2 separate regions of the Homo sapiens genome follow, and region 2 is linked to region 1. The links are chromatin loops, found by intact Hi-C in ENCODE. Cell type or tissue: GM12878. All regions are shown on one strand. Links, peaks and the distances in the headings refer to the core of each region. The heading gives the core; the rest is flanking DNA.

Evidence for each region. Hi-C counts contacts between places; a loop is a spot of excess contacts. Peaks named below come from ENCODE experiments on the same cell type or tissue, not always from the same donor. Only the 100,000 strongest peaks of a DNase experiment are listed, where the experiment ranks them.
Region 2: it touches region 1 in a loop (2.1-fold over the local background); 1 of 110 quality-filtered maps calls a loop at or near these places.

Annotation. Positions count from the first base shown.
Region 1 is chr13:102,963,548-102,978,839 of GRCh38, forward strand. No RefSeq gene overlaps it. Among named protein-coding and RNA genes, the nearest start is that of SLC10A2, 95 kb to the right of the region's middle. RefSeq lists enhancers at 2,539-2,588, 7,157-7,356. In GM12878, for the core only: no CTCF peak of the experiment used is centred there; a DNase peak (open chromatin) is centred at 7,184; H3K27ac peaks cover 1,633 bases.
Region 2 is chr13:103,024,755-103,040,046 of GRCh38, forward strand. No RefSeq gene overlaps it. Among named protein-coding and RNA genes, the nearest start is that of SLC10A2, 34 kb to the right of the region's middle. In GM12878, for the core only: no CTCF peak of the experiment used is centred there; DNase peaks (open chromatin) are centred at 6,169 and 6,947; H3K27ac peaks cover 4,424 bases.

The DNA of each region.
Region 1 (15,292 bases), core at 4,569-9,568:
CATTTTGGTTTTATTTCTAACTTGCTGTTTAACTCTGGCTAGATATTCTAGGTCTCCAAACTATAATTCTGTGAGGAATATTCCAGTGTTTTAGCCTTCAAGTGGTTAATTGGCCATATTAAAAAATATTATGGGAATCTTAAATGTGTTGTATCTACGTGTCTCTTGGTTACTGTAAGAGACAGAACATAGCTTACCTCCTTTTGATGACTCAGACATTAGCTGAACATCAGACATTAAACTGACAGGTTTTGATGTTTGTGCACCCTTGGGGTCGTGGAGGTGTCTCAGCCCATTCACCTCAATCAAGGACACAGGATTGTTGTGGTGTTTTGTTTCTTTCATCTTGTCCTTTGCTGTCAGTTGTCACTTCTTATGCTGTTGGTTACCAGAAGAATACAGGTAACTAAACTTCAAGTCAGTAACCTGAAATTTGTACATCATACTAAGCTCATGGCCTCTGACTCAAGGGTGACTCTATTTCTTTTTCTTCAGAGCAAAGTGCGTTAACTTCTTGACAATTTTCTTTGCAGCTTTCAGGCCTTTTTAACTGATTTACATGGTTGATAGCAATAACTTGAATGTCTAGAGTTGCCAGAAATCAAATTCATGTGATCTAAGTTGAAGCTGGGGAGGAGTTGTTATATATGAATGTACGCAAATACATATTCAGTGATATATCATGTTTGGTGTATAAAAGAACTACGTTTAAAACATTTTTATCATTCCATACAGTACTTAGCACAGTGTGCTATATGTAGGCAGACAACTAATAAATTTTGTTAAAATGCAATCTGAACTTGATCATGAGGGTTGTAAATCCCAATTCACAAGTATCTGATGGTCATTTAAATTTTTTATGTATTATAAAGGCATGTATATAATCTCTTGAGACTCCACAGGTCTCCTTGTATTGTGGGTACACAAATGGGGCACTTTAACAGGAACAATCCAAATTTCACCTGTCCCACAATGCTCACAGAGGACTTTAAATACTTAGAAATTCCCCAGGTGTGCTTAGAAGTGTGTCTATCACTGCCAGATGTGAACACAGTCCCCCAGCTTTAAGAAGGCAGCGTCTGGGTTTTGCTGTGTTTGCAGATCGCTCCCATCTCTGGTAGCATGTGAAGCCCTGGAGCCCAGGGGCGATGGGACGTGCATGACATTTTATTGTGGAGCAGAGGGAGGAACTGCTCTCTGTCTTCTGTCCCCCTCTTCCCCCATCTTTATTGTTATTATTATTATCTAATATTGGTGGGGGGAAAGGGGTATTTCCCTAAGCTGTGTGTTTTTAGTGAAACAGCTTCTCTGGTTCCCCTCCCCTCTCCCTCACACATGCTCTCCCTCTCTTTCTACGGGCCTTACTCAGGTGTTTACTGTGGGCTAAATTGGGAGACAAAGCCGAATAATAGAACCCTTTGTGCTGGGAACCTCCCGACATGGAGACACCGAGGCTTTCCTCCCAGCTCATGCTCATTCTGCCTGTATTCTCTTTCTTTTGGTGGGGTCTCTAAGAGGCAGTTCCTTCGCACCTCTTCCAGATGTGCTTCTGATGGGCTCAATCTGCAAATTCACTGGACATGTCTAGGTATTTGTGACTACCAGCCTAGGCTCCTGCTGGGACCCCAAATATACAGCATCTCCAACTTGCTGGATATTGTATACTTCATGTAGGAGCATACACTTCATGTATGTCCAGCAGGTTACCTATGCACAATATGGACAACCTTTGGCAATTCCAGGTTTGAGGAAGAGTTTAGATATCATTCGGGCCTTATTTTACCTTTGTTATTTCATGCCATGGTGTCCACCTCATGGCTGAACTCCTTTACCAATAGAAGGGCAGAGGCAGATACAGAAAGCAGCTTAAATATCATTTTAGCAAGCAGCTTAAATACCATTTTAGTAAGGTGTATGGTGAAGGAAGCAAGTAAAAGGATTAAATCAAATGAAACGTTTGAAATCAGTGATAGATTTCAATTACACATAGACTTCTTTCTTCTGAGCACAAGGTTAACAGCAGATTGAGTGTATGTGCATGTATATCTCCACATACACACCAGTTCCCAAATAGAACATGTTCTTTTCATTCTACCTGTAATATGGCTGGGAGATCAAAGACTAACTCCTGTTGCTTTTTTATTTCTCAATATCTGTTGAGAAAGTGCCTCTGTTATGTTTCCAGTTTGTAGAATAGATCTTGTAGAATTTTAAAAGTAAGCCAAAATGTTAGTGGAAAAGATGGGTGTGTGTGTCTGTGTGTGCATTCTATTTTCCACAGCTGTCACCTGCTTTGCAAAGATGTTCTTAAAAGGTACAGAGAAATCCAAGGCATTGCCCATGATGCACTTAGGCACTTAGCCTTGAACCATACTCAGAATGACCTTCTCAAATCCAGTAAACAGAAGCTCTGTGACTATTTTATTACATGCTGCGATGCTCACAGTCATAAGTAGTTACCCTGAACTTTCACCCCTTTTTGGTTTTTGAAGTTATGAAACAGTGAACTTGAAGTGACATGTATAGAGGAAACCTGCCTTAACCTGCTCCTAAATGGCTTCCCTTTGCACGGTGTCCTGAACAAAACTGAAAACATATTCTACAAAGTAGTTATATTTTTGATCTAACTAGTGGAGAAGAAAAGAGGCTAAAAAAATAAAATTCAGAGGAATCATATTTTTATAGATATAAACCTTTTTCTTTCCAACTTTTATTGTAGGTTAAAGGGATACATGTACAGGTTTTTTACATGGGAAAATTGCATGTGGCTGGGGTTTGGTGTACAGATAATTTTGTCACTCAAGTAATCAGTATAATAGCCGATAGGTAATTTCTCAATTCTCACCCTCCTCCCACCTTCCACCCTCAAGTAGGCACTGGTATTTTTTGTTCCCTTCTTTGTGTCCTCAAATAGACATTTTAAAAATTCATACAAAAACATTAGGTTATGGCTGGGTGCCGTGGCTCATGCCTGTAATCTCAGCAGTTTGGGAGGCCGAGGCGGGCGGATCACCTTTGTTTGGGAATTCAAGACCAGCCTGACCAATATGGAGAAACCCCATCTCTACTAAAAATACAAAATTAGCCAGGCATGGTGGCACATGCCTGTAATCCCAGCTACTCAGGAGGCTGAGGCAGGAGAATCTCTTGAACCCAGGAGGCAGAGGTTGCGGTGAGCCAAGATTGTGCCGTTGGACTCCAGCCTGGGCAACTAGTGAAACTCTGTCTCAAAAAAAAAAAAAAAAAAATTAGGTTTTTGTGATGGTTGATAGTTTCCTAAAAATATCACCCTGGAAATGTTTGATTTTCATGGAGTTTTATCAAGCACTCATCAATCAACCAACAAACCAATCAGTTAATCAGTATATACATATTTTTGAGTGCCTATTATATGTCCAGGATTTCATTAATGAATGAATGAATAAATTTACTTACTTGACAAATATTTATTAATTTCCTTCTTTGTATAAATAAGGCACAACTAGGTATTGCCAACACTACAAAGTGCAGATACTTTCAAGAAACTTACAGTTGATTAAGGGAGACAGAAGTGTGAATGCATGGTTTAAATACTATGTAACAAGTATAGTCATAGAAGTATTTTTAGGGTAGCGAGATTCACTCATTCATTCATTCAATTACTCATTTGCTCATTCATTCGACTTTGGCTTATGTTCTAGACAATGTGTTGGGGTCTGGAAATAGCAGTGTTAGACAAGACAGAAAACCAGCCACTGTTCTCATGGAACTTATATTTTCATGCAGAAGGGAACTGAACAAACAAATAAGTAAATGCATTATATAAATAAATGCATTTTAGAAAAGTAAATAACATGAAATTGTTACAAGTACCATGAAGGAAAGCAGGAAGATGCATGAGAATGTAGAGCAAATGTCCTTAGAGATACTTGGAAATAAGCAACTAACTAAATAACTTTGCTTTTAGCTTCTAAGTATTCGTATGTGAGGTCATGTGTGCAGCTCTGAGTGGGGCCACCATCTGAAAGAATATCAGGACGCATTAAAACCTTGACTGCACACAACTGGGCTGGGTAGTGGGACAGGAGCTGGTGCAGGAATCAGTAGATTTGGTCTTCAGTCTTGGCTTGGATATTAATGACCTTAAGATATCACTGAACACTTCTGGGTGTCAGTTTTCTCACTTGTAGATCAACTACAAGTTCATCTACAAATTGGGCTGGGTGATCTGTAAAGCCCTATAATTCTGCATTCCCAGTAGGATAGATGCATCCTCAGCCTTTTACAGGGGGCTAAGTTTTACATTGAGACAAAATGTGTACATATGCTTGGCAAGTCTTAGCGCACTATACAACACAATCACTGAAGGAATTAGGCCAGATAGATTCATGTGCACATGCTCAGGACTCATCCGTATGGGATTTGGAAGCAGAGGTAGTTCATCAAAGGCACCCCTCCTCCAAAGACCATGTGCCTTACACAGTTTCTAGGTCTGCCCGCTTTTAAAGATTTGATGGAAGAGTCACCTGTGCACCTTATTTCACTTATGCATTTACCTAATCGGAGAAAAGTAACAATAGACTTCCAGAGCAGGAGTAGAAAGAAGCAAAGGAAATGGTGGACAAAGGCTCCAGGTGTGCTGGTTGGGCTCTGGACCCAAAATCCAAATTCTTAGGTTCCAGTCTAGGCTTGCCACTTTCCAGCCTTGACTCACTGGGCAAGATACTGAGCCTGGCGTTCTTACCATCGTCATATAGGTAAGTGGTAGAAGTTGTCCTGAATTAGTGGCATTCTGACTTCATCTTTAGCGTTAGATACTCCTTCCAAACAAACCAGGCATGAAATTCCAGCATGCCTGACAGAAAAAAGGGGAGCCACACTGATTGAAGGAAAGCTTGAAGACCTGTGGCCATGCTAACTGGGCCTTTCCCTCTCACTCCTAAAGCAGTCTTGAGGCAGGAAATCAGGACTTCTGGAAATCCAGTTTGGAAGCCCTTGGGCTAAAGAGCATCTGCATTGATGACAATCTGGTAATATCTCCATGCATAGTCCTTTGAAGTCCCCTCATTTGTCACCAATGCACCCACTGACTTTTCCCCTGCTTCTACTAACTTACTACGTAAAAGGACACGGGTGAATAAAAGAGTCTTTCTCCCTCGGTTTCTGAGCTTTGGTGGCTTTGAGTACTGGAGAGCTCAACTGCAGGTCCCCGCCTTGCTGCTTCCATATTCCAGCTACTCTTCTTTAAGTGAATGCTGGCTGGCATTTAGGGCAATCTGGAGGGTTAATAAGAGCCCCCCATGGCAATTTAATCCTGCATTAGGTAAAGACGCTGTACAGACTGTGGAACACTTGACTTATGCAAATATGACCTTACACAGATTGTTCTATGAAGCCCATAATAACATTTTAGATATGGAAATTTCCACTGTGGGCGGAAACACAAAGTTCTGCGGTGTGTGGCTGATTGCCGGGAAGCCAGAGTGCTGGGCAGGCAGGGCCATACAAGGGGAGGGCCTTCGGACTTTGCTTTCACGTTGCTCTGTTTTCCTATGGATTTTTGCTAGGCTACGTGTGCTATTTCAGTATTGTTTGTGTTGTTACTCCATTTATTGCATTCTAACTGTGACTGAATAAACCAGGTAATAGCAAGGGGGTACATTAGAAGAAAAAAAATGAAAGTTTAAAGGTTCTTAAAAATGCCAAAGCCTTTATTCCATTGTATGTGGATTTTATTTGGCTACTTCAACATTGAAAAGTATTTTGAACAAAAGCGCAAGCACAAAAGAGCACATAATGTTTTCTGCACATGGTGCAATGCTTAAGAGTCTAGGTTTTGGAGCTAGACAGATGGATTCTGAGTTTTGTCTCCTCTTTGCTATGTGACCTTGTCAGATTACTTACTGTCTTCCAGCTCAGTTTATCTTCTGTAAAGTGGGTGTGATGATGATACTGGAGTCTCTTAAGATTTTACTAAAGATTAAATGAGATAATACATGTAAAGTGTCTAGCTTTTGGCCTGGTACTTACAAAATCATACAACTCACAATTAAATTTCATTTTTGCATTGTTGGTAATGTTTACATTTCATAAATAGCACCTGCTGTGATAGCACTATGGATTTTTTTGAGTACTTACAAAAGCAGGATCTAAATGAAAAGTTAGCGATAATGCAGATAAAGGATGAAATTTAAAAATGTATACTATGTATTCAAATGATGATTCAAACAAGGAAGATAGAGAGCGAAAATATAATGCTTATAATGCAATGCTGTGGGAAGCCATGGGTGGTTCAATAGATTTAAAATTTGTGCCAATGTTCAAAATGTAAAAGTGAGAGGTTGAGAAGGCTAGTGCAGTCATAAAAGCCATAAAAATTATCCTAAAATGTTATGAATAATTATAAGGAGAACCTGGTATGGCACATAGCAACTTTTTGTTGTGAATTAAATTGGGCTCTTTTAGGGAATGATGTCAAAAAGGGGCAGACAATAAACAGTATTAAAGACCACATAAGCTAGTCATGCATTACTTTTCCCAAAGCGTTCAGTGTTAGTTAAAGCTAATACTGGCACTGGTTTATCATTTAGAACATCCATGTGTACTCGAAGGCCTTGGCAAGCTTGCAAATGTGTATATGTTTGAGCCAAACGTGCTTTGAAAGACACTGGGAGCAGCATGGGTGAAAAAAAGTGAGTAGATCTGGGCCTCTGTGAGGAAACCGAGGACTAGACCATGCTTTTATCTTTTGAGATCTTTGGCAATAGAATAACCATCAGTCCTAATTGCTTAGTGTTGCCTGACGCTCTCTTTCCATTATGTGAATTTATATTTTTATCTTCTTGACTTTCAGTTGCTGATAGGTTCTCCGTGATTGACTTATTACATTCCTGTTTGGCCTACATTTACTTGGAGTACACCTGTATCATTTTGAGAGAGACCTTCTTAGTCTTGCTAAATTGAAAGCTTCATTTATTTACTTTTTTATTTTTGTCTAGAGTTGGACTGGCAAGGCCTCTGAAGTTGTGAGTTGACTTCGCCTAGGCTGCTTGTTCTTCAGTCTCAGAACATCCTTAGCCACAGGTCATCTTTAAGAGCAATTTACTTATTTCATCTTGGTGAGAAAGAGCACTTAACATGAGATGGACCCACTTGACACATAGGTGAAATATTGCGTAGCAGATCTCTAGAGCTTATACTTGCTGAGCAGCAGGTGTTCACCTTTGTAACTGTGGGAACTTTACACTTGTGGAACAGTAACTCTCTGTTTCCCTTTCTTGTAGTTTCTGGCAACTGCCATTTTACTTTCTGTTTCTATGAGTTTGACTATTTCAGATCCCCCACATAAGTGGAATCACTCAATATTCATCCTTCTATTGCCACAGAAAAACTTGCATCAACTGATGCTGACTTGGATAACCTGGGATTTTTTTTTTTTTTTTTTTTTTTTTTTTTTTGGTACTGAGTGCAATGGCTGGACTCAGTACCAAATGGCTGGAGTGCAATGGCGCAATCTCGGGTCATTGCAACTTCCGCCTCCCAGCTTCAAGTGATTCTGCTACCTCAGCCTCCCGAGTAGCTGGGATTACAGGCGCCCACCACCCCCAGCTAGTTTTTGTATTTTTAGTAGAGAAAGGGTTTCATCATGTTGGCCAGGCTGGTCTCGATCTCCTGACCTCAGGTGATCCACCCGCCTCGGCCTCCCAAAGTGCTAGGATTACAGGCATGAGCCACTGCGCCTGGCCGGATCACCTGGGATTTTAATCTTTCAGCCTAGCACAGTGCCTGGATTGCAGGAGGCATTCAACATATACTCTTTGAGAGAGGTCTTATTTAGAGTCACTGAATTAAAAGATTTATTTTGCCTGGGTGTGGTGGCTCACATCTGTAATCCCAGCACTTTGGGAGGCTGAGGCAGGCGGATCACCCAAGGTCAGGAGTTTGAGACCAGCCTGGCCAACATGGTGAAATCGTCTCCACTAAAAACACAAAAATTAGCTGGGCATGGTGGTGGGCGCCTGTAATCCCAGCTTCTCAGGAGGCTGAAGCAGGAGAATCGCTTGAACCCTGGAGTGGGAGGTTGCAGTGAGTGAAGATTACGCCACTACCCTCCAGCCTGGGAGACAGAGCGAGACTCCATCTCAAAATAAATAAATAAATAAAAGCTTTATTTATTTACTTTTTGCCAAATAATAAATTTTTGTATGCTTTGGATGCATGGAAGAAAATGATTGTGGCCAAATATACATGTTTACCATAAAATCAATTTATTGCTAAGTACTAAAGAGTAAAAAAATTACAGATGCGACAGTAATAACAGCAACATTTATCCATTGAGCCTTTCTTGCCTGCCAGCCCTGGTGCTAAGCTTCACGTTCATTTAATCCTCACAACAATCCTGGAAGGTATGTATTAGAATCTCCATTTGTAGATGAGTAGCAGTATTTTAAAGTTTGGAGAATAGCCCGGAAGGTCACAGTATTGTTGGAACTGAGCTCATGCATTGGAGATTATGGAATGATTTGATCAGTGTTACTCTGCTTCCTTCGTTGTCTCCAAGCTCTGATGGAAAAAGTTGCAGACCATCTTAGTCACTACCTGGGCAAGCTTTTCTTTTTTTTCTTTTTGTTGTTTTATTTCAATAGCTTTTGGGGTCCGTGTGTTTTTTTGTTATATGGATGAATTATATAACGGTGAAATCTGAGATTTTAGTGCACTCATCACTTGAGTAGTGTACATTGTACCTAATGTGTAGTTTTTATCCCTAGCCCTCCTCCCATCCTCTCCTTTCTGAGTCTCTAAAGTCCATAATATCACTCTGTTTGTCTCTGCATACTCATAGCTTAGCTCCCACTTGTGAGAGCTAAGTGAGAACATATGGTTTTGGTTTTCCATTCCTGTGTTACTTCACTTAGAATAATGGCCTCCAGCTCCATCTGAGTTGCTGCAAAAGACATTATTTCATTCCTTTTAAAGGCTGAGTAGTATTCTGTGGTGTGTATATACCACATTTTCTTTATACACTCATTAGTCGATGGGCATTTAGGTTGGTTCCACATTTTTGGGTAAGCTTTTCTTTCATAACATACATCTATTTGGTCATTTACTTTTAGTTTTGCCATTCAGGGTGACAGAGATATTTTAGATGCTCTGATTATGTTAAAGAATAAACCCCAAGAAAGGTGTTTATTGAAATGCAGTTAGTTTATCCAGACATATTCCTGGTTCTTAAGCATGTTTCCTTGTTCAAGTTCAACCGTTTCAGTTTGGTTTCCTGCTAAACTTGGAGGAATCAACTATTCTCTTAGAGTAAGGATTTTGCTTCTTGTCTCTGAAATGATGGACTTGAGTGCCCTGTGAGACATAAATTGCCAACATGCATCCTGGCGTCCTGGAGTGAGGTTTAGAGGGGAGTGGTAAGACTGTCCTAGAGTAGTTTCAGTGGAAATGTCTTTCTCTCTCCTCCACCCTCTCGCTATCGTGTTTTCTCTCTCTCTGCATTGTATGTTGAGGAGCACCAATCCCATTAGTAATAAAAATCAATTGCACTGAAAACAGCTGTGGTCAGAATAACTCGAAGGAACCATTCTTCAAAACCCACCGCTGCATGTCAAACCCCAGACTTCACAAACAGGGCAGTAGTTTGATCTTAAATTATTTGAATTTACCTTATATTCTTTGGCTGTAAATAAATAAAAAGCCCCTTTCTTCCTAAATTTAAATCAGAACTGTTACTGAGTTAATTTAAGAAATTTGCTCAAGCTAATTTGCAGTCATTAATTTCATGCAGATTTTTAGTGCTTTGTAAAAACTGCCCATGAAGAAAATCCACAGACAGATATTCTGGGTAAGTGCAGAGACATTAGGTTTCAAACAGCGGGCATGGGCATAGGCACACCTTTTAATTACACTGAACTTATGATGGGTCAACATTTCAAGGTTGATCTGAATCGTGCGTTACCTTGAGCACTGTCATCACACTCAGGGCAATCACTGACCTTGAAGGAAAACAGTTAATAATGAATAGCAACTCAGCAATTGGTCATGTCACAAGATAACTGGGAGAGAGAGGGAGGAGAAAGAGAGAGAGAGAGAGAGACGGAGAGACAGAGAGACAGAGAGAGAGAGAGAGTTAAAAACATGAAGCTAATGATTCCTTGGGCTTTGTGTTCTTTTTCCAAGATACAGTGAACATGCACTCAGCCATCCATCCATATTTTCTTTCCAACTTCCCTCCAGCTGTATTTAGGAACCCTGTGTCTGGCTGTGTCTTTTGTTTTGTGACCTAAACTGGCTTGTATGGGAATAAAACTTGCCAGCCTTCTTCCTTGTGCATGTTAGAGAATGAGTATTGGTTGAATGGATTTTACCCTCATCTCGTTAGGATTATGCTCCAAGAAGTGTGAGTTAGTTGCATCACAACTCAGAAACTCAAAACTCTTAAAAACTCATAATTTTTCCTCTTTTTCTTTTTAAAAATTCCTTAAAATAAAAACCTCTCCTTACTTTCTCTAGGATGAGGAAATCATCCTTAACATAGAAAGATAATTATTCCACATTATTATTATTTTTATATTCTTTTCCTCATCTTCTTTGTGGTGGTACCACATTTTTTTCTTAAAGCACAAAATAATTTTTTTCAGCCTCATGCTAGTACTGAGACGTACCTGTTGTTAAGACGATCGGTTACAAAGCATGTTCTTAAATAAAGTACCTGTCTTTGGAAAGCAAGCCCCCCAGTATGGACTGAGTGGGGTGAGCAACGAAGGCAAGGTGGAGGCACAGATCACCTGTGCACCTCAGGTGTGGTCTCTTCCAGGCACCCCCCACCTACTATCCCGTCTCTGTCCTTCTGTCCACTGAAAAGTGCCTGTGACAGCTCACTGAATTCCAGCCTCACCTCCCTGACAGGGCATCTGCGAACAGAGACTTGTAAGAATTCCTGCCAAGTAAGCTGCAGAATGCAAAGTGGTATATGAATATGTAATAGCAGCCATTATCAGTTGATCCCCCTGTCTTTGGAAAGAATCATTTCATTCATTGTGGAGAGAAGGAGGGGCAATTTCAAATGGCCTGAGGTAAGTGGCATTTCATATATTGCCAATCAAATTAACCTTGAACCTTTCTCTGCTACTTAGAATTCCTGTTCTTTTTCTTCTTTCTCCATCATTGAGAATTAAGATGATGTGTATAAAACCACTTTTCTCTCTGCAATACTGCACTTCATCTTCCCCTCCCTCCCCAGGGAGGAGGGAGAGGAACAGTTCTGTGCATCAATCAAACTGACTGAGACTTACAGTGGAGAAAAGTGAGACTCTGTCACCGAATGCAGGAGATACAATGGTGTCTCCGATGCAACCCAGTAATTGCTTCTCCCAAACTCCCCTTCCCTCCAGCACTGGATTCGCAAATGCAGCTTGATCTGAGTCAGGCTGCGTGAGCCTCAGATCAGAGCTGCCAAACATGCCCTTATAAAATGTTACAGGAGTGTGGATCTGAGACTCTTTCGTTTCCTGGTTCTCACACGTGGAATTTGGATCTTTGATAGAGTAGGTCTCTTTGGAGCTCCTGGCTGATTTTCTCTTTATCTGAGCAGAAAGAAAACATTGTAGAAATGTGTGTGGTAGGAGGCTGTTAAATCTGTGCATTTTGTAAATGAGTATTTAATAATCATGTACCTTTTCAATAAAATCATAGGTACACTCACATATGCACACATGCTGTGAATATATACATTTTTCTTTCGTAACTTGATCTCCCTGGATACATTAAGCAAATAAGAAATCTACCCTTTTAGACAGGCCATGTCTTACTGCTAAATAGTCATTCTGCTAGTTAGAATGACTATTTTATTTCAATTGTGCTCTCCATTTTCTAACCCCCATAATTTTATTTATGCTGTTCCCACCTGGACTGCCTGTCCCTCCCCCTCAACATTTCTGCCATGTATGTAACCTGATTCTGTAACCTCAAGACGACACAATTTTAATCCTATCCACTGTTAGGTCTTTGTCTTATACCTGCCTTAATGGAAGTGATTTCTTTCTTTTTTAAAACCTTAATACACTTCGTAGCTATTTCATGGTACTTACTACATCATATTTTGTATTATATCTATGTGGTTCTTATTTTCCCAATTCTCCGAAATGTTGTGATCTATGTAGGCAAGAGCTATGCTTGATATTCATGTGTTTCACACCTAGAGGCAGAAGGATTGAAGAAGGTTTACAAAAGTTTACAGAAAATAAAGGAAATTAAAAATAAATGAGAAAAATGAGGCCAACAATTTTTCTTTGCAGCTGGACAGTATCTGGAACAGTGCCCTTTAAGAAGAAGGGTGGGGTACTGCGAGTCCCCCAGGTGGAGGTGGTCTCCAAGCTTCTCTAGTCAGCAGGCAATGGAGCTCCTGGTCAGCAGCTAGAGTTTCGTCAAGTGCACCCAAGCTTGGACAGTAGATTTTGTTACTTTGTATCCATATTCCACCCAATTTATATTAATAGTTACATCTGAGCAAATAAATATAATATACATTAAAAAATACACTTTTATCTCTAGGATCTGTGCCCAGTGAGGTAAAATGAAGTCGGATCCATAAGAGAAAGTGAGAAAGTGAGTCTTGGTCTTGGTATTGGATAAAGTACACTGGCAAGCAAGAGCAGATTCTTGTTTGGGGGATGGTTGGGCAAATATGTAAAGGCAGTACCAGAAAGAAATTGTGGTATATGTGGAGATAGAGATAGAGATGATAGAGATAGATAGATAGATAGATAGAGAGAGAGAGAGAGAGAGAGAGAGAGAGAGAGAGAGAAGCTCTCTGTCAGGTGGAGTAGAAGGGTCAAGTTGAATATTGCTGATAACAGTACACTTACTGGATACTCTTACCAAGACTGAGGAATATCAGAATGAAGGAAGTAGATGGAAGGTTTTCTTTAAGGTTATACATGTATTTATTATGTCATTGTTATTTCCCTCTAAATAATAATACACTAAAAATTACGGTGACCATAAAATTGGTTGTCCAAACTGGAATATTTCTGATAGTGGAAGGTGACACTGTTATTGATTCAGGATGGCAGCCACAAGCCAGCCCTTTCCTTGGCAGCCAGGATGTCCAGTCACCTTCTTGGTAGTGATTGTCATTTCTGTAGATGTGATCAAAAGACCAATGTGACGATTGGATTTTTTTTATACTGAAAATAGTTTAGGTTTATCTTTAATTGTTCACTGAAAAGTCTTTTTTTTTTTTTAACACAGCCTTACAGAATCACAGCTGGTCATATCTTCCTCCATATATTAGATGCGCTTTCCTATAGTGTTTTCTAGACAACCACAGGATGGTCGAATTCCCTCATGGAGTGCTATGGATTTCCTCTGCGTCTTTTTCTCCCTCTTGACTTAGCTAGGACTTCTGTTGTCCTAGTATGCCACATTTCCATTTGGGTGAAGTTGTATTAGGATAGGCATTGCTTTAATCTATGGCTGTGCTGTTGATGACTTTCTGCCATTTAAAATTCAGCAGGGCTTGGGGTGATGTTGATTAAACGAACCAAGATGTCAGATGTGGGGAGAGCCTAGTTTCACTACTCATAAAAAAATTCATAACAACATTGCATTACGATCCATTGGTTTGGTTTGGATACAGTGTGCTATTAAGAGTGGCAATGTGAATGGCAGGTATGTCTAATTTAAAAGAAGGTAAAGTTCCCCCTATTCCCCCTAAAGCTTCGTTCACACTGACAAAGAGAAATATAGTGTTGTTTATCTAGAAAATTCAGGCTGAAAGCATTTACTACCAAAGACTAAAATTATACTGTCTTGAATGACCTATATTGATGGCTAACATTGATTAAATTCTTTGAATTATTGCCTAAACCTTTATTTCATTTATCTAGTGTAGAAAATAATGCAGAGGTGCTCTATAATTGAATGCCTGGCAGTCTGAATAACATTCCTTAAAGGGTTTCCAGTCTTTTAAAATGTTATCCCCATTTTGGGAGCAGAGAGTTGGAACAATAGTAGTCAAAATTCTAAGGATGTACTTAAAAATTGTGAATGGAACGATGTTATCTTAACATTGGAAAGCCAGGTGGGAGTGACTGGAACTCAGGCACTCACTGTTTTTTTGTTGTCTTGGTTGCTTGGGAAAGGGAAGGGAGCCAGCTGATTTGATGTCTTATGTATCAAGAATGCATAACCATCCACACATAAATAAAAGTTTTACAGTATCTAATAATCTGTAAATGAATACTGATTTACAATGAAAACAATTATCCCTGTACAAAATGTCTCAATACATTTATTATGGTTGCTTCAGATCAAGGATCAGATCTGATAGCGTAAGAGTTGGGTACGATTTGTCTTCTCCAGCTGTTCCTGCCTGAATCTGAGCTCCACCAGTCACTGAACATTGGGTGATAATAGACATTCTAGAAATATGTGAAAGGCAGCAGAGAGAAGGGCTTTGACAGCCTTTCCTTTTACCAGCGGCAAAGACAATGGCTGGCAGGAAGGATCCTTCCCTTTATGCAATTATGTCTTGGGAGCTCCAGCAAAACATAGTGATTTTTGTGCTTTCATTTTTAAAAGCCAAAATGCTCTGAACATTTCATGCTTTCTTCATAATCCATTTTCACATTTTCCATTACTCAGAGGAAACGGGAGGCCTGGGCTTTAGATACAAATAATCAAAAATACTTATTCACTTTTCATATGTTGCTGTTGATGCTTCGTTAATATCGTACAAAGCAAATTCGAGAAGGCTTCACTAAGGAGAGTGGAAATGGTCTAGGAGATGATGTCAGCTCACAAACAATGTGAAAGAGAAAAGTTTCTGTTTTCAACTGGAGGAAAACTTGGCAAGGACTTTATTATCTGGTTAGGACCTAGTCATCTCTTGATTTCCACACCCCTACTTTCAATTCTGTATCAGCTTTGTACAAGGACCAACACCAGAATGGTTATATTTTAATTGCTTTTACCTAATGAGCTTGTAAATTGGATACATTAGTTATTATACCCTGGGCAGTTTTCTCCTTTTGTGAAAGTTATGAAGGGATAAGACACTTTTTATATGGTCTTTTGCTTCTGCGGTCACGTAGAACGTGTTTTTTTTTTTTTTTTTTTTTTTTTTCAGATGGAGTCTCGCTCTGTCTCCCAGGCTGGAGTGTAGTGGCGCGATCTTGGCTCACTGCAATCTCCACCTCCCAGATTCAAGCAATTCTCCTGCCTCAGCATCCCAAGTAGCTGGGACTACAGGCGTGCGCCACCATGCACAGCTAATTTTTTGTATTTTTAGTAGAGATGGGGTTTCACC
Region 2 (15,292 bases), core at 4,796-9,795, 61 kb after region 1:
AACTCGTCCTTTTTTACGGCTGCATAGTATTCCATGGTGTATATATGCCACATTTTCTTTATCCAGTCTATCATTGATGGGCATTTGGGTTGGTTCCAAGTCTTTGCTATTGTGAACAGTGCTGCAATAAACATACGTGTGCATGTGTCTTTATAGTAGGATGATTTATAATCCTTTGGATATATACCCAGTAATGGGATTGCTGGGTCAAATGACATTTCTGGTTCTAGATCCTTGAGGATTCACCACACTGTCCTCCACAATGGCTTCACATTTAAGTCTTTAAGCCATTTTGAGTTGGTTTTTGCATATAGTGTGAGATAAGGGTCTAATTTCATGCTTCTTCATGTGGATATCCAGTTGTTTCAGTGACATTTATTGAAGAGACTGTCCTTTTTCCATTGTGTGTTTTTGGCACCTTGTTAAAAATCAATTGACTGTAAATGCATGGTTTTTTCTTGAGTCCTTTCTTCTGTTCTGTTGGTCTATGTATCTGTTTTATGCCAATACTATGTTGTTTTGATTACTGTAGCTTTGAAGTTTATTTTGAATTCAGGTAATGTAAAATCTCCAGTTTTGTTCTTTTTGCTCAAAATTGCTTTGGCTATTTGGGGTCTTTTCTAGTTCCGTATGAATTTTAGAATTGTTTTCTCTAGTTATGTGACAAATGCCATTGGAATTTTGATAGGGATTATATTGAATCTGTAGATCACTTTGGGTATTATGGACATTTTAACAATATTAATTATTCCAATCCATGAACACAGGATATCTTTTCATTTATTTTTGCCTTTCTGTATTTCTTTCCTCAATGTTTTATAATTTTCAGTGTATAGGTCTTTTGCCTCCTTCGTTAAGTTTATTTCTAATCATTTTATTTTATTTTTTGGTAGCTATTGTGACTGGAATTGTTTTCTTGATTTCTTTTTCGGATAGTTTATTGTTAGTGTATAGAAATGCTACTGTTTTTGTATGTTAATTACGTATCCTGCAACTTTACTGAATTATTGGTTCTAATAGTTTTTGGGTGGAGTCTTTAAAGTTTTCTATATATGAGATCATGATGTCTGCAAACAGAAACAAATTAACTTCTTCCTTTTCAATTTGGGTGATCTTTTCTTTTCTCCTTCCTTCCTTCCTTCCTTGCTTCCTTTTTCTTTCTTTTCTTTTCTCTTTTCTTTCTTTCTTTCTCTTTCTTTCTTTCTTCCTTTTTTCTTTCTTTCATCCTCTCTCTTTCTCTCTTTCTTTTTCTCTTCCTGTCTTTCTTTGTGATTAGGTGATTTTCTCTAGTTAAATACTTTGATTCCTTATTTTTTATCTTGTGTATGTACGATAGGTTTTTGCTTTGTGTTTACCATGGGGCTTACATAAAACATCTTATAATAGGCCATTTTAAGCTGATAGCAACTTAAATTTGGTCACATTGAAAAACTCAACATTTTTATTCTGTCTTCCCCATTTTATCTTTTGCAGGTCACAATCTATTTCTTTTCACATTGTGTATCCTTTAACAAATTATCATACTATTATTGTTTTTAACAATTTGGTCTTTTTGCCTTTATACCAAAGATATAAGTGATTTACACACTACTATTATGGTATTACAATATTCTGATTTTGACTGTGTACTTACTTTTACCAGTGTATTTTATATGTTTATACATTTTCATATTACTAATTAATTTCTCTTTTGATTTGAAAAACTCTTTTTAGCATTTCCTGTAAGACAGGTCTGGTGGTGGTAAACTCCCTAAGCTTTTGTTTTTTGGGAAAGTCATCATCTCTTCTTCATTTCTGAAGGATAAGTTTTCTAGATACAGTAATCTTGGTTAGTAGTTTTTTTTTTTTCCCTTCAGCACCTCAGATATATCATCTGACTCGCTCTTGGCCTGCAAAGCTTTTGCTTAAAAATCTGCTGCTAGCCTTATTAAAACTCCCTTATATAAGATTTGCTTCTTTTCTCTTTCTGCTTTTAAGATATTCTCATTGTCTTTGATTTTGGACAGTTTGATTATAATATGTATTGATGTAGCCTTGCTTGGATTGAATCTGAATGGACACTTTTAATCTCCTATATATTTATATTTGGAAAGTTATCTGCTTTTATTTTGTAAAAATAAGCTTTCTATTACTTGTCCTCTTTCCTCTCCTTCTTAAACTCCTATAACTAAAACATTTGCTCTTTTGATACTACCCCATAAATCCCATAATTTTTCTTATTCCTTTTTATTTTTTCTCCTCTGACTATATATTTTTAAATAAGCTGTCTACAAGTTGACAGATTTTATTTTCTGCTTGATCAATTCTGCTGTTGATGGCCTCTACTACATTTCTCATTTCATTTATTATAATTTTCAGGTCTAGAATTTGTTTTTTTAAAATCATTTTAATCTCTCCATTAAATTTCTAATTTTGGTCATTTATTGTTTTCCTGATTTGATTGAATTGTTTGTATTTTTTTGAAGTTCACTTATCTTTCTTAAAACTATTATTTTGAATTCTTTATTAGGCAGTTCATATATCTTCATTTTTGGGGGGGGTCATTTACTGGGAGATTATTGTGTTCTTTTGCTGGTATTACATATCCTTGGTCTTTCATGTTTCTTGTTGCCTTACATTGATGTCTGTGCATTTGAAGAAAGAGAGAGGCATCCTAGTCTTTGCAGACTGACTTTATTTGGGAAACTCCTTTGACAGTCAGCCTACTCAAAGATTTTGGGCAGGCTATTTGGCATGATCCATGGACGGGCTTGCTGCTGGAGTTCTCTGGAAGTTCGCCTTGGTGCTGGGCCATGAGGTTGAGCCTGAGGCTTGGATCCACTGGACCCACCTGTTGGTTGGGTCCACAGAGAGGATATGCTTGCAGCCTGTATCTGTGAAGCCAGGGTCCATAGAGGCTGTTCTGGTGGTTTGGGTTCTGAGCCTGAGTCTGCAAGGACTGGCCAGGTGCCAGGATTGGCTTGGTACCTGGGTCCACTGAGGTGGGCCTGGCACCTGAGTCCATAGGAATGGTCCTGGGTCCTGGATCTACTGAGGGGTACCTGGATTCTCAGTCCATGGGAACTGGTCTGTCTACCAAGGCCTCCCAGGCTCCAGCTGGGTCTGTTGAAGCATGGGGCTATAGGGGCCGACGTGGTGGGTGAGACTGCAGGGACCCATCTGGCACTAAGCAAGCCCAGAGCTTGTGTCCACAGGTGTCCACAGGGCATGAGGCCAGGGGTGCCAGCCTGGAGAGGGTTCAAATCCTAGGACTCTGTGGGCCAACCTAGTTCTGGGCTGTTCTAAAATCTTGGGCAGGCCTGGAGTTTGGAGCCACAGGGACTTGCATGTTGCTAGGTGTGCCTGGTGCCTTTACCCACAGGTGGGCCAATGATAATCTTGAAAGACACAATCTCAAATGCCATAATCTCAAATGTTTAAAATTCTGAAAGATCAAAATCCCCAAAATATATTTCTGAAAAAAATTAAAAAATTCTTTAAAAGACATTATTTACATTTTAAAAGGGGATTTACTTTACAAACACATAAAAACACAACAGAACACTTCATAGGCCATTTTACAGAATAAAATAGAAAATATTAACTTACATATTATTGCAAGAGACTTATTGCAAGTACTTATTGCAAGCATAAGCACTCAAGTATACTACTGACAGTAGCATGAGTAGAACAGTTAGGAGCAGAGAATCATATTCCTAAAGAATTAGATCAAAAAGCAAAATGCATGAACACACATCACTATGGTTGGTAATTGTGTGCACCCAGCTTTATAACTGCAGTGATCTAAAATACCATGATGAACAATCTAAGTCTTTTGGCAAGATCAATCAAAAACCACAATGGGTTACTACTGCATATGCAGTTGCCCAAAGAGCTGAGATCTCGAGAATTTTATATTTCACAAATGCAGATGTGTAAAAAAGGACATCTCTTCATTTATTGAAGGAAATTTCAATGTTTTTACATTGAGAGTCAGGGAAGCTGATGGTATTACTCTCAGTCCAAGCCTGAAAGCCTCAGGACCTAGGTGTCTGCTAGTATAAGTCCTGGAGTCCAAAAGCTGGCAAGCCTGGAGTTCTGATGTCCAAGGAAGCAGAAGAAAAGCCTTTCCCAGCTCTCGGAGGGACCATTTCACCTTCTGTATTTGTTCTGTCTGGGACCCTTGCTGATTTGATGGTGCGCGTCAAAGCTGAGGGCAGATCTTCCCCACGTAGCCCACACAGACTCACACATTAATCTACTCTGGAAACACTCTCACAGACACACCCCAAATAATTTTCTACTAGGTTTCTAGATATTCCTTAATTCAGTCAAGTTGACTCTAAAAGTAAGTCCACAAGTCTACCCTTTGTCACCTTGTACCCATACATAGCTCCTTAAACCATACTCAATTTTCAAACAAAGGCAAAAACAAGGTATATTTCATCTAAAATGACACAACTATCCTGTGATTGTGATGTTTGAAATTTTATTTATTTATTTATTTTTGTGACAGAGTCTTGCTCTGTCACCCAGGCTGGAGTGCAGTGGCATGATCTTGGCTCACTCCGCTTCCTGGGTTCAAGCGATTCTCCTGCCTCAGTCTCCCGAGTGGCTGGGACTAGAGGCATGTGCCACCACAACTGGCTAATTTTTGTGCTTTTAGTAGAGTTGGAGTTTCACTATGTTGCCCAGGCTGGTCTTGAACTCTTGACCTCATGCGATCCACCCACCTTGGCCTCCCAAAGTGCTGGGATTACAGGAGTGAGCCACTGCACCTGGCTTGATGTTTAAAATTTTAGATGTTAGGGATTGTTGATATTTCAGCATTTGGGATTATGGCATTCAGGATTGTATCTTTTGGGATTGTGGTCCAAACTTGCAGAGGTCAGCCTGGAGGATGGGTCCAAGGGTGCTGGCTGGATGACTAGGGCTACAGGAACTGGCCTGGTGCTTGGGTGGACCTGAAACCTGGGCCTGTGGAGCCCAACCCTGTGACACCTAGTCTATCAGACTGGCCTGGAACCTGGGGTTGCAAGATCCTATTTGTGGCCGGTGCAGACTTATAGGCTCAGTCCACGGTTACTGGCCTGGAGCCTATGGCCACAGGGGCTGGTCTAGTGCTGAGAAAATCTGGTGCCTGTATCTCAACTGATGGGTCCCTGGCCTGCAGGTGCTGGTTTGATGGCGTGGGCTCTGAGTGCCAGCCTTGTGCTGGGCCATGCCTGAAGCCTGGTGCTGTGGGGGTCAGCCTGGTGCTGGGGGTGGTCTAGAGACTGGGTTGGCTGGGGTTGGCTTAGTGGTGGGGCAGTTCAGAGACTGTGTATACATTGCAGGCCTGGAGCTTGGGCCTATGGGATCCAGTCTGGTGCCTGGGTAGGCCTGGAAGTTTAGCCTGTGGGTATTGAGCCAGAGTCTGTGTCCATCTGCACCTACTCAGTGTTGGGTTTTACTGGAGTGGGCTGGGTATTGGGGTTCAAGGCAAAGTTCTATGCTCTCCTTCCTTTCCTTCTCCTAAGCAGAAGTTATCTCCTCTCCAGCCTGTGCTGCCTGGACATGGGGGAGAGGTGACATGGATAATGTGAGACTGTCCTTCTGACCCTCTTCAAGGTGCCTTTTCTCATTTCTGTGCCACACCCAGGTGCTGTAATCTCTTACTTGGTTTCCTTGCCTCTTGTAAGGTATTTTCATGCATGGATAGTTGTTCAAATCAGTGTTTCTGTGGGAGGCATGAGTGCTGGAAAATTCAATTCCACCATCTTGCCAACATTTTTTCACATAAGTTTTCTTAATATTGCTAATGGTCTTTATAACTTTGTAATTGATTTATTTTCCTGTTCGGAGTGTTAAAATGTACAGTGATAGAAAATGATGGTAGATTGGAAAGACTTCATCTAAAGATGTGAGAAATTAAACGGAATTTTATGCATTCACCAGATATTAATTATATAGCTGCTCTGTGCAAGGTGCATAATAAATGAATATTTACCAAGGACATTTATATTTTAGAATGATCTAGATATTGTATGACATTGATTGGAATGTCGTTTATTTGAGTGGACAACATTACTCGAGCCATGCTAAAAGGATTTCCTGGGAGAAATGAATCTATTGCTTGAGTTTGAGAAAAGCAGTCTTGATTTAGTGGAGATATAGTGGAAAGAACCTTTTCTAAGGATGGGAAGAATGGCAACAAAATAGAGAAATGAAAGTTGTAAAAGGGCTAAATGAAGCATGCACTTACAGCTTAGAAGCTTTGCCCTAATTGACTTTACATAAGACAATATATTTAATGTTGTGAAAAATGGGGTTAATGAAATAATGATGTTAGGGAGGCACTGTACTGAAAAGCTTTAAAGACCATGGCTAGGAAGTCAACAAGACAATAGTTGAGAGACTGATTTTTACACTCTTTTCTTTATGTTTAGACCAATCTTCTGGAGTGGCAATGTTTTCCGCTTTGAGTTGTTAATTAGATCATCTTAATTAAGGATCAAAAATGTGAAGGACAATATATAGTATTCTTAAGAAAAGCAACTCATCTACTCTCAGTGCCCAGTGAAGTGCCTGGAATGTGATATTTGCTCAATAAGCAAGGAATGTTCAGATGAATGACAGGTCCCTAGCAAGTTCAACTCTTCACTTTCCTGAGCATTTATTGCACTACTCATTGTTGATCATAAATTCCTCTTTAACTGAATAATCACTGCTCCTTATATGTTGAAATCTCACCCTTGACCAATTCACAGAAACTCAGAAACTTTCCAAAATAGGAATAGTCCATCTGAACGGTGGTAAACAAGATACTAAAGTTTGCATAATGGAAAACAAATGATGCATAAAAGCTGTGTGCAATGACTTAGAAAGAAAAAAAAACGACAATTTTTAACCTACATCTGCTTCTTTAACTATTTTGGCATGTGAGAATCAGAGTCATGCAGGCATACAAATATTAGCACATCAGAAGACTGCCACATGTCTGCTCAGATGCCTTTTTGGTATACCTCTATGCTGCAGAATAGACTCAAAATAGCAAAAAGCAAGTCAATGTTGTCATATTTGAAATGACTGAAGGTAGTTTTGAACTTTCTCACTGAAGCAACTGTCATGGGGTTAAAGACTTCTACCAAGGCTGCAATGAACCATAAAATCATCCCCACATCTGACATATGGTTCATAACTGAGGTTGAACACCCATCAAAGATCACAAAGTGATATTTGACAGCAAATACTTTTGTGATATCATTTGTTTGGATTTTTAAGAGTGAACATATATATTATTAATATTCCCTTTCCTTTGTGTTTATTGCCTTCCCATACATTTTTTAGGAGTTTGAAAGAAAAACTTCAGAAAAATACAACGATAAGTGTCAATAAATTTTCTGAAGAGAGTTTAAAGACATAGTTAAAAAATTTTTTTTTTTTTTTGATGGAGTCTCACTCCGTCACCCAGATGGGAGTGCGGTGGCATGATCTAGGCTCATTGCAACCACCACCTCCCAGGTTCAAGTGATTCTTCTGCCTCAGCCTCCCAAGTAGCTGGTATTACAAGCATGCACCACCATGTCCAGCTAATTGTATTTTTAGTAGAGATGACGTTTTGCCATGTTGGCCAGGCTGGTCTTGAACTCCTGACCTCAAGTGATCTGCCCGCTTTGGCCTCCCAAAGTGCTGGGATTACAGGTGTGAGCCACCATGCCTGGCTGTGATGTGATCTTGGCTCATTGCTTCCCTCCTGGTTTCCAGCCATTCTCCTGCCTCAGCCTCACGAGTAGCTGGGATTACAGGCATGCACCAGCACGCCCAGCCAATTTTTGTATTGTTAGCAGAGATGGGATTTCACTATGTTGGCCAGGCTGGTCTCGAACTGCTGACCTCAGATGATCCGCCTGCCTTGGCCTCCCAAAGTGCTGGGATTACAGGTGTGAGCCACCATGCCCGGAAAGATTTCTTAAATAAAAAATTGTCTCTTGTCACAGACATGGATGTTCTTCCAGTTATTGAGTAAAAGGAGACTGCTGACACCACCACAACCACATCAACAATACTGACAATAGCAGAGAACAACCACGTTTTATAGATGCAGCAAGTGAGGCTGGTGAAGGGTAAATAGCAAAACCAAGGTTACATCACTATGGCTAGGAAATGGCAAAGCTATGATTTGATTCCAGGATTTTCCAACTCTCTAGACTACTGTTGAGTTCCCAATTATCTCTTATTACATATATAGTTGTATATCTACTATTCATGAGGTGTCTATGGGAGATTGGTTCCAGGACCCTCCACAGATACCAAAATCCAAGGATACTAAAGTCCCTTGTATAAAATGGTGTAGTATTTGCAAATAACCTATGTATATCCTCCTGTATACTTTAAATCACCTCTAGATTACTGAAAACACCTACTACAAAGCCTACACATGACTTCATTTGTGTGGATTCAAAGTGGTACTTGGCATGGAGCAAATTCAAGTTTTGCTTTTTGGAACTTTGTAGAATGTTTTTTTTTCCAAATATTTTCAATCCACGGTTGGTTGAATCTACAGACATGGAACCCACTGATATGGAGAGCAGACTGCCTATGATGGTGCTAGTCTTGGTGGTTGAGTCATACAATATAAGACAAATCCCTGCTCTTTTGAGGATTATACTCTTGTCAGGAAGATAAGAAATGTTTAAACAGGCCAGGCGCCGTGGCTCACGCCTGTAATCCCAGCACTTTGGGAGGCCGAGGTGGGCGGATCACCCGCGGTCAGGAGTTTGAGACCAGCTTGGTCAACATGGAGAAACCTCGTCTCTACTAAAAATACAAAAAAACTCGCCAGGCGTGTTGATGCATGCCTGTAATCCCAGCCACTAGGGGGACTGAAGCAGGAGAATTGCTTGAACCAGGGAGGCGGAGGTTCCAGTGAGCTGAGATTGTGCCACTGCACTCCAGCCTGGGTGACAGAGTGAGACTCCATCTCAAAAAAACAAAACAAAACAAAACAAAACAAAAAAAGAAAGAAAAGAAATGTTTAAATAAGCACTCATCAAAATACAGGGCAATAAACAAGATGTGAAAACTTACAGAACTCTACACAGGAAAGTGGAGGAGAGAGTTAAAAGAATAGGTAGTCATTTTTATCAGAGAGATGTATGTTTTGGTCCAAATCAGTTGTTTTCTGTAATGTAAAACATGCTATTATTTACCAGGACATGCAAATCTACTTGAGGAGGGAAGACATAGCATTTGCATGAATGTTGCAGCTCTGTATAATTTCAGAAGATATTGATGTGATCAGGGAGGGCTACACAGAAAAGGTGGGGCTTGAGTGGGACCTTGAAAGATGAGTGAGATCTGGATGGGAAGAGGAAAATGTTCCGGGCCACTGCAATTGTTCACATAAAAGCATGGAGTTGAGTGTGCATGAGGAGTGACTGTAACATATTGAGTGAATTGGCCTTTTTAGAAAATAGGTTTTCTGGGGAAGTGGTACAAGATAAGACTAGAAACTTATAATAACCAACAGAGAACACCTGGCAGGAAGAGAGAAGCTGACTGAAGGGGAAAAAGAAGATACACGATTCATCTCTCAAAATTGCCTTGGGTTGGTTCTGTTTATATATTAATGTTTTTGCCTGGGATCTTTCCTCAAAAACTCTTATTTTACCATTAAGCACCAAAACCAAATGAATACTGAAATAATTATCTGAAAAAAGAGGAAGTAAAAGTTGGGAAATTATTTCCATAACAGTAGGGTATTTCCTTAGGTGAAAAAATTTGAGTTATATCTTTTATTATTTTTAATAGTTTACTAAAAGTAAAGTCCTTGGAGGGTAAAAAAATAAACTCTTATCTTCAGTCATTCTTCTTATCTTTGAAACTTATCTGATAAGAGTATTTTCAACTTTTGAGTTGCAGGAACAAACATTCTTAATAAAATTATATGGTACTTTCTTTGATATCTGATTTCTAGCTCTGTTTATTGTCTTTCTTTTGGCATTAATATTACTATTACTGTGCTTTTAAAAACAGGTCATTCAGATTTGTTACTTTTAAGTACATAGAAAACCTTCGAATGAAATGTTTTTCTAGACATTTCTTTTATAAGAACAGGAACAAGTGTATATGCTTTTTCTCATTTTAACTGACTACTAATATGCAGTATTAGCAAGTCAATTTTGGGCATTTCAGGAAACAATAAAAAAAGTAAGATATTCTTATCCTGATATTTTCCTTTTTTTTTCTATTTCGTGGTTATAAATGAAAAACATTTAGGGAGTTCTACTTATAAAGGTCCTCTTGAGTTATATACTCTTTGTTAATAAATTGATGTAGAACGTGTTTTCTCTCCTTTCAGGAACCCGTTATGTGTAGATTTTGTTCTGCTTTAAAGTTAGTTTCCCTTTTTATTCTTCATAGGAAGTATACAAAGGCAAAATGAAGTACGTAGACATTAAAGAAATACCCAGTCCTTTAAATCACTGGAGTCAGTCAAGCAAAGACCTTAAGACACAGTCTCAGGCCTCCCAGATTATGTAAATCTCTCTGAGGGAAAAAGACTTATGTGCAAGAAGTTGTGAAGTGACATTGCAGATAGAATGTCAAAATTTATTACTATTATGTAGACAATATTAGAAGAATTCAGAGAAGATGAGAGGCCAATGAGCAGCACAAGTCATTCTTGACATCTATTCACAGAGGTAATAGGGCAAATTTTACATATATGAAAAGCGTGAGAGGTGCTCTTCAGAGCTAGAGAAACTTGAGTCTGGACTGATGCGCGTAAACTACCTGGGACAGTGGGGGTCATTTAGACATGGTGGACAAAAGTTGGAGTCAGGTTATGAGCAGATTTGAAGTCTAGGTTGAAATGTATGGGGGCAGACATCCCCTGTGATAAATTCAGTATCTAAGGCATGTTATATGGTACAACATTTATCCATTAAATAATTCTTTCATTTATTCATTGAACAAATAGTACTTGACCCCTAATATTCACTGAACATGTAGTCAAGTGTGGGGTGTATAAGGCTTTAGAGAAAGGAGAGACTGGAATAAGAGAAACCAAGATGCTGATGTAGTTGTCCAGATACGAGAAAATGATAACTATTACTAGAATAAAGTAATGAAAACAAAGAGGAAGGACTGGATTTAGGAGACTTTTTGAACTAGGATTAGACCAATCATTTTAACTGGTTGGCTATCGGGCATAAAGGAAAGGAAAGAGTAGAAGACAGCTTCAGATTTTCAGTGGGCTGACTGAGAGAATCCTATTGATAGAAAGAATGGAATTAAGTAAGTGGATCCAATTTTAGTGTGAAGAGGACAGGTATCACCTTAAAATAGTAGGGTCTTGTATGCAATTAGAGATATAGGACTGAAGCTTAAATTAAAGATCAGGATTGGAAATAGATATTCGAGTCATGAACAGTATAAAGTTAAGGCCAATACATCTAATTTAATAAGGCAAATTACTTATTTTCTATGCTTGATATCACAGAGGCAAGAAATAAATATCACACATGTTCACAACTGCTAGGAGAGATCACAGAAAGATGAAGAGAAGACTTACAAGGGGCAGAAAAATGGGAGGAAAATGGGAGCAGCCAAGTGTCACATGTGTTGAGGTTTTCAATATTAATTTTGATAGACTTCTTATTAACAAATACTGTTGATTGTCTACTATGAGCTGGGTACTATTTTAGTCAGTACATTTATAAGACTGAGTATAAAAGTCCCTGGCTTTATGGAGGCCACCTGTCGGTGGGGTGAGTGCAAGAGAGGTTGAAATACTATAACATTGTGTGATACAATACACAGGCATTTTAACTAAATGACATAGATATGAAGATTCATACTATGAGTGTAACCCCCAAATAGTATAAAATATATTTTAAAATGGAACATTTTTCCTCTTAGGTTTATGATTCAGTAATCTCAATGATAATAAAATAGACCCATAAAATAAAGATAAGTTGAAATGTGGAATGAACAGAACCTGAGGTGTATGACTTATGCCCATCACCATCATATATAATACAGCTTCTTTCCAAGTCTATACAGTGTTCAAGTCCTTGAAAGAGGGAGTCGGTAAAGGGACAGGGCAGGACTAGGCACTTGAGATGTGTTTGTTACTCTGGGGAATGAAGCTGCTGAGCAGGCCTTTTCTGCATTGTTAGAAAAGTGTGTAATAAACAAAGGGAAGAAGCTTCAGTAAGCTGGACAACACACACGAGTGATAATCAGAAGGTCTCTCCTTTGCAAATACACATCTTGCTTTTGCAAGGATAGTGTTGTATCTCATGGAAAGCTGTGTAAATATCAGGATCCTGTTTATACTAGTTAGACACATGAAACATGCTTGCACATGCTCACATACATACACACAAACACAGTCACACAGTTGGCTCTTGGGTAACTGTCATCCTTTCTCGTAAGTTTTTCCATGGAATTGATGATAATTCAGGTAACGGTTAAGTATGGCCCTACATAAATGCTTGCTTGTTTAGCCAGGAAACATTTGGTATGAACAGCAAGGTGTGACTGTGAAGGGGTTGCTGATATGTATGTGTGGAGTCAATGTATGTTTCGTGAGTTAAGAGATGATTTGTTGCAGGGCTAATGATATTTTGAAAGACAAGAATAAGATACAACACTATCCTTGGAAAAGCAAGATGTGTATTTACAAAGGCGAGACCTTCTGATTATCACTCGTGTGTGTTGTCCAGCTTACTGAAGCTTCTTCCCTTTGTTTATTACACACTTTTCTAGCAATGCAGAAAAGGCCTACTCAGCAGCTTCATTCCTCAGAGTAAAGAAAGAAGCTGTATTATATATGATGGTGATGGGTGTAAGTCATACACCTCAGGTTCTGTTCATTCCACATTTCCACAAGAATAAGAATGCCTTTGCTAGGTGGCATGGAAAAGGAATAAAGACATTTTGAAACTTTTAAACACCTATATGATAGGTCTCTGATATAGTCATTAAAATCATCATTAATTTACTGAATAGTCATCAAACTATAACTATTTATGAGGTTTGGAGAGGGTTTGAAAGAAAACTAACAAAATAAGCCTTTGCAAAGTGCCAAATGATAGTGCAGAAAATAAAAATGATGGGAGTTTAGAAAGGGTGGAGAATAATGATATAACCAAATATGAAAAATAATTGACAGTATCTTAACCAATATGGTAGTGCGTGTCATGTAAGATAAAGTGAATCCTGTAGAGATAGCAGTTCATGCTGGACGAGTGATTTTATTCTCACCTCCTTGGCCCTAGGGAGGTGAGAGATTCTTTTGAAGGGAGGCTGGATTTAGCGGCAACTTTAAGCACAGGACCTTATTGAGTATCAATAAGATACGTCCTGGGGGAGGTATCAGTGTTTGGCTTGAGGGAATTTCTCAGTTCAACAGTAGACTTTTCAGGCGAAGAAGAAAGAAATCAAATATCCTAGTACGAGCAGAGAGGCGAGAGCTGAAAATGTTGGAAGAGACAACATATGGGGGATCTCGTGACCAAAGGCAGCAAAGCCCTGCAATGCTGGTGATTCATTCATGGTCCTTTATATCATAAGAATTAACACCCAGGCTATAAAGTTAATTATATTATATCACTTGAGCATTTGGGAGAACATAATTTGACACAGCACATTAAAAATCCCTGGCATAATGAATATATTACTCTAGGATTCTAGCAAGGTCTAACGAATAAATATTTAAAGTTTAAGTACATTCCCATGAACTCAGTCTAGATTCACTTGATAAACTAGATAAGCTTACAGTTAATGAATTTGTTCTGGTTGACTGAGTTAATAATGAGTGCTTAAAACTCGCCTAATGCATATTTACTCAAAAGTCTTAGGATGGTATGAGTGATGATTCTATGTGCAGTTGGAAGCCCAATGTAATAAATATGTATTCAAAAGCTTTAAAAACCATCACTACACATTAGAATTACATAATTTTTATTTTGTTTTCTGCCCTCTATCCCCACCTAATTGCTATATGGCAGGACTTTATTTTTATTACTGCAAATAAATAGTGTAATTATCCTTTAAAGAAATTTGTAATGGTCTGGTGGAGAATTAATAAAAATCATTATAATTGCACTGTGTACAAATGAAATATTTTTAACACATAGCTTGGCAGTAACTATTTGGAAATTTAACAAGTAATTTTTATTCTCTATCTCTGCAACTTCTATGTTTATTACTTTTAAATTTAAGTCTATGGGGAAGATTCTTTTGGCTTGGAAATGAGCAACGTTTTAAATATTCCGATTCAGAGCCAATATGAATATAAGTAGGCAATAAGTTTCCTTTGTGATAATGAGAGATATGGCAAATCAAATGTTATAGTCATTGTCTTTATGGAACTTTCCACCTTATTGTGCCCCAAGCCAAATGCTGTATGGAGAGACTGCCTTGATATTCCTGTTAGCCTTTTAAGTTTTCTGTTGTTCACCATCACTGATTCCTCAGGCATTTTTGTGAGTACCTTATACCTAAGGCAATTCCAGTGACAGGGATCCTCAGGTCTATAAATTAGGAATCCTTCCAGCTGCAAGTGATAACATATCTGGGTAACAACAGATTAAGTAAGTAGGTGTTTGTTTTGCTTAGGTGTCAAGTTTACAGGCTGGCAGCTATTGGCTTTGCTTCAGTGGCTCAACACTGCTAGAGCTGGTTCTGTGCTGTTCTATAGTCGCTGTTGCAGTACCAGGCAACCCTTTGTCTTTAAGGCAGCAGGAGGTGGGAGAAGGGTCAATGACAGGTGTCTCTATTACCTCGATAGCAACATCAACAAAAAATTACCAAAGGCTTTGCTAGAATCTTCCTGAAGAGATTTCTGCTTCTATGTAATTGTCTAGAAAGGTGTCACATGGCTACCTAGCTGCAAATGAAGGTTGACATGTGAGTTTTTAGTTGAGGTGGGAATCGGAGAGGGGGTTGGAAATGAGTGCTGGGTTAACCAGACAATAGTATCTGCTACACCTGAAAAGCCTGTGCCTTACTGGTGAGGGGCAGAGATTCTTAGGGCCAGTGGGAAGGAAGAAGGTACAAATGGCAGAAACTGCAAGACCAATGGAGAGGTTCATTTCTCTCCACTCCATCCATACTCACCAGACCTGTACATTGACCCCGGGGAAGCCATGTTAACCCTTGAAGCCACTTTTAATATTTCTTTCTCTTGATTTTGTTGTCTCATATATCATATGATAGTAAAGGAAAATATTGAAAAAGCAACCTCATGGTCTCATTTCCTTAAAAAACCCTTTAATGTTTCCCCTCCTTTTTATTCCCTATCATTTGCAAGGATTGCAAT